Regions from separate parts of the Homo sapiens genome. Here region 2 is linked to region 1. Evidence: read pairs that join two places in POLR2A ChIA-PET (ENCODE). Cell type or tissue: Panc1. All regions are shown on one strand.

Region 1 (2,500 bases):
GGGAACATGAAACCGGATGGGGTGGGAGATTAGCTCAAGGGGATGGTGCAGTCTTGTCCATGGGACAGTAAAGGTTGGGCCAGGGCTCACCATCCCACAGGGGACCCCGCTTACCACCCTATGGTCTCTGTGACCTCGAGTGGCTGCCTGCTGGCTCAGCAAAGCCCCTCCCAACACTTTGTCTCCCCAGCTTTCTTAGGTTAGATGTGATTTTCTTCCACAACCACTTTCCAACCACAGAACTGTCTAGAAAGGTAAGAAAAACTGAAGAGTTTCTTCCATCCATCCTTTAAACAGTTCTACAGAATGGACTCTTGGTTTAGAGTGCTCTTTAGCCTTGTGGCTGCGTCCGAGGGTGGGGCTGGGTTGAATAGAGAAGACTCTCTCCCCGCAGCTCCTGGAGCCATGGGTCTCCTGACTCCGGTGGGGAGGTGCGGCCAGCCCTGGAATTTCAGCGCTGGGTCCACGACAGCGCCAGAGTATAGTCACCCCAAATCCCTGGGTCTGACTGAGGAGACTTTGTTTTTTTTTTCTTAAAAAAGGAGTAAGATTGGCAAGCCAGTCATGAGGGAGGACAGCAGCTGTAACATGAAAAGAAGAGCAGTGGTGTGGGAGGTGCCCAGCTTCAAAAGAAAAACAGCGCAAAGTAGTTGTGTCCCCCTGGGCCCCTGCACTGACCCAGAGTGGAGGAAGAGCAACCTCAGCACTGAGCGACAGGGCTTGGGAGCGCGATACAAGGGAGGGAATGTGTCCTGAAACCCACATCTTGGTGGAAATCCAGGAAGCCAAGGGTGCAAGCAGGAGGGCAAGTGCTCACAGTTTAACAAGAAGGCAACACATGACTCTTTTCATGGATGCACCATTCGGAAAACAAAACGGACTGAGCACCTACTGTGTCCTGGGCTCTGCTCAAAGACCTGCTCTGAAAGAGTTTCTATTTCAGTGTGCACTGAACGACCTGGGGATCCTTCACAGAGGCCAACTCCGGCTCAATAGGTGTGGGCTGTTGCCAAGTTTCTGCATTTCTGCCAGCTCCCAAGAGACGACGATGCTGTTCTTTGCAGATGCCATTGTTGTAGCAAGCTTCTAGAACACTGTTTGCAAGCTCGGCTTCCCAATGGCAGCACCCTCCCTGAGAACCCTCCATGGACCAGACTCACATGTTCCAGAGACTCCTGTGGGGCGTTCGCCTTACCCTGAAGCTCCCACTCTCATGGCTGAGTGCGGCAGAGGCCACCAAGGCTGGTTGCTGGCCTTAAAGCTTCAAAAACTCAGGAGCAGATGAAGAATGGCCTTTGCCTGCCTGAAGCTTTTGTTGGGAGACATCTCAGGAGCTTCCCCTCACTGAGACGGGCAGGCAAGATGGCTGGGCTGGGCTGGACTTCGATCAACACTTGCCAGTTGTAAAACACGTCATTCTTCAGGAGACTAAGCAGGGGCGGTGGAGAGGGAAGGATTCCCTTTGACACTGGTTCCTTCGCCCTCCTCATAGGCACCCCTCATCCTGAAGAGTTGTGTGTGGAACATTCCAAGAGCCTTTAAGGAGAAAGGCTTCCAAAGCCAGGGACTCTTTGCCAGTGACTAAGCTAGTAAGAAGCCAGGGGGCCGTGCGTGGTGGCTGACGCCTGTAATCTCAGCACTTTGGGAGGCTGAGGTGGGCGGATCACAAGGTCAGGAGATCAAGACCATCCTGGCTAACACGGTGAAACCCCATCTCTACTGAAAAAAAAAATTAGCCGGGCGTGGTGGCAGGCGCCTGTAGTCCCAGCTACTCCGGAGGCTGAGGCAGGAGAACGGCTGGCGTGAACCCACGAGGCGGAGCTTGAGCTTGCAGTGAGCCAAGATCACGCCACTGCACTCAGCCTGGGCAACAGTGCGAGACTCCGTCTCCAAAAAAAAAAAGAAGAAGCAAGGGGCCTGGTGACCACCCCTGGCCAAGCCGACTTTACCTTCATCCCCACATGTGCCCATCAGACCCTTATATCCACCACGAGGTGACAGCAATGTGGCCATTTTACAGATAAGGAAACTGAGGCTCAGAGAGGTTAAGTGACCTGTTCCAAGTTACACAGTGAACAAGCAGCACCATTGCTACTGCTCACCCCTTTTCTGAGATGTCTCATTGAATCTGCTGCCATCCCCTCGTCACTGCAGAGTACGAGGAGGCCCTTCCCCTCTTGCTACATCTTGATGTAAAAAAAAGAATATATTCACTGAGGTATACCTATGCCCTTGACTATTGGAATGGGTTGGGTACATTTTAGAGATTCAAATGTGGGTCTTTAAAAATCAGGCCTTTTTGGGCTAGGCACAGTGGCTCATGTTTGTAAACTCAACACTTTGGGAGGCCGAGGCAGGCTGACTGCTTGAGTCCAGGAGTTCGAGATCAGCCTGGGTAATATAGTGAGACCCAGTCTCTGTAAAAAATTAAAATTAGCTGGGCGTGGTGGCATGCACCTGTGGTCCTGGCTACTCAGGAGGCTGAGGTGGGAGGATCGCT
Region 2 (2,500 bases), 270 kb after region 1:
CACTTTACCCCTTTTGCCCCTGCCATAACCAGCACCCACAGGACACACAGACTATGCACCCAGATGTCCACAGTGACTGGGCAGGGCATGAAATTAACGAAGCAGGGTGAACCCCAGGCAACAGGGCCTGGTGGGGACTGCAGTGAGCTTTGTCTGCACCCTTCAGAGGAAGTAGCTGCTGCCCAGCTCCAGCCCTGGGGGAATGACGACCAAATGTTGCTAGACCTTCATACCTTTCAAGAGAAGTTGGAAGTGCTGCTTTTTACATGACATCTCCTGATGTTCAACAGTTGGCAACCGATTTAGTTCTCAAAAACCACCATATTAGCCAAACAAAATAAATGTGTGGTCAAATTGGCCTACAGACCGCCAGTTTACAATTTCTGGTTGAAGTAGCCAAGTACACTGTGCTACAGCGTGAGGGAATTTGAGGGTGTGAACTAAATAGTTGAAGTATTACAAATACAGTCTTATGTTACTCGGTTAAATTTGCACATGTTCAATAAGCCAATTATATAAGTAAATAATTGAGAAGACCTGGCTTTACAGCCATTCCTAAAAAGATCTGGGGATTTCAGTTGACCACAAGCATTGTATGAGCCAACATGAGTCATCTATGTACTATGGCTGACTAGAGAAGTAACGAAATCTTCGGATGCCTTCATGAAAGTTAAGGTGGGGGGTGGTCAGGGTTTGGAAAAAAATAATCCCATTGTACCTCAGACTTGTGAGATTACTTCCAATTCTGGGTACCAAAAATTAATGACGATGTGGTAAGGGATCCGGAGGCCTCATCCATGAGTTTCAGTTGAAGGAACACAGGGCGTCTGTCCAAAGGAGAAAAAGCTCAGAGGAAACAGGACTGGACGGCTGTATGTCAGGTTTTTGGCGGCCCAAAATTTGAACTTCTTTTTAGATTTGGAAGACGCTCCACATGGTGATAGTCAGATAATTCTAACCCCCCCACCAACTCTGCTAAGGTGTGGGAATGTGACAGGCTCAGCTAGTCAAAAGCTGCCCCTCCCCCACCACACTCTGGGAGGTGGAGGGACGTGGGCAGAGGAAGCACCGAGAGTTCAGCAGCTATGGGGCAGGTGGCTGGCAGCAGCAGTGCCTGCAGCCTGTAGCATCTCAGAGTGGGGGCACGCCTTGGCAACAGGCCAACCCCAGACTTGACTGCCTGGTGAGCCTGGACTGTAGCCTCCACTGCTTTCCTGGCCTTGCTGTTGATCTTATGGGTTTTCCAATTTCATTTCCTTAGTTTCTTTTTCGTTAAATCAACCAGAGTCCATTTTTGTTGTTTTCAACTGGGAACCCAAATTGATGCACATTATTTACGATAAACAAAGCCCCTCTATATGAGACAATCATCACTGCACTGAACAGCAGCTATAGTTGCAGAACCCTGGAGGATCTCCGCCAGGCATTGCACCGTGTGGGGTTGAGGAAGGTTTAGTCAGGCAACCCTAAACGTACTCATTTGGGGCAAGAAGAAATCTGATACAGGGAGACACAAGATTGGAAGTTACTGGTTAAAAACTAACACAGGACGACAACAAAGCAAATCCACTTAATGCCACTGAACTGTACACTTTAAAATGGGTAAAATGGTCACTTTTATGTTATGTATTTTCTGACAATTTTTAAAACAAAACTGCAGCCGGGCATGATGGCTCATGCCTGTAATCCCAGCACTTTGGGAGGCCGAGACGGGCGGATCACCTGAGGTCAGGAGTTCGACACCAGCCTGGCCAACATAGTGAAACCCTGTCTTTACTAAAAATAAAACAAATTAGCCCAGGCACGGTGGCTCACGCCTGTAATCCCAGAACTTTGGGAGGCCGAGGCGGGCAGATCACCTGAGGTCAGCAGTTCGAGACCAGCCTGACTAACATGGTGAAACCCTGTCTCTACTAAAATACAAAAATTTGCCGGATGTGGTGGTGGGCACCTGTAACCTCAGCTACTTGGGAGGCTGAGGCAGGAGAATCGCTTGAACCCAGGAGGTGGAGGTTGCAATGAGCCAAGATTGTGCCATTGCACTCCAGCCTGGGCAACAAGAGCGAGACTCTGTCTCAAAAAAAAAAAAAATTAAATACATGTGGTGGCATGTGCCTTTAATCCCAGCTACTCAGGAGACTGAGGCATGAGACTCGCTTGAACCCGGGAGGTGGAGGCTGCAGCATGTTGAGATTGTGCCACCGTACTCTAGCCTGGGCGACAGAGCTAGACTGTGTCAAAAAAATAATAAATAAATAAATAAATAAATAAATAAATAAATAAATAAAACTGAAAAGAAAATAGCATAGGAGTAGAGAGTCCAGTGCTAAGAACCTTGGTTTCAGTTATGTCCATGGGAGTTAATTCAACAACCTATAAATTGAGCACCAACTGTATACCAGCAAGGTCCTAGCCCTTCCCTTGAAGCACTGGCATTCTAGAAGGGCAGGATGAAACTGTCCAAAACAGGTGCAGCCATGGGTGAGAACTGGCAGCCAGC

The links. ChIA-PET counts read pairs that join two places held together with the same protein. Peaks named below come from ENCODE experiments on the same cell type or tissue, not always from the same donor. Only the 100,000 strongest peaks of a DNase experiment are listed, where the experiment ranks them.
Region 2: POLR2A ChIA-PET joins it to region 1 with 10 read pairs; 2 of 35 experiments call an interaction of 5 or more read pairs at or near these places.

Annotation. Positions count from the first base shown.
Region 1 is chr2:109,391,918-109,394,417 of GRCh38, reverse strand. The region is part of intron 3 of SH3RF3 (SH3 domain containing ring finger 3); the gene reads right to left. It also overlaps a transcript of RANBP2 not described here. Among named protein-coding and RNA genes, the nearest start is that of MIR4266, 80 kb to the right of the region's middle. In Panc1, no CTCF peak of the experiment used is centred here; no DNase peak of the experiment used is centred here.
Region 2 is chr2:109,123,769-109,126,268 of GRCh38, reverse strand. It overlaps a transcript of RANBP2 not described here. Among named protein-coding and RNA genes, the nearest start is that of SH3RF3, 4.2 kb to the left of the region's middle. In Panc1, no CTCF peak of the experiment used is centred here; no DNase peak of the experiment used is centred here; H3K27ac peaks cover 651 bases.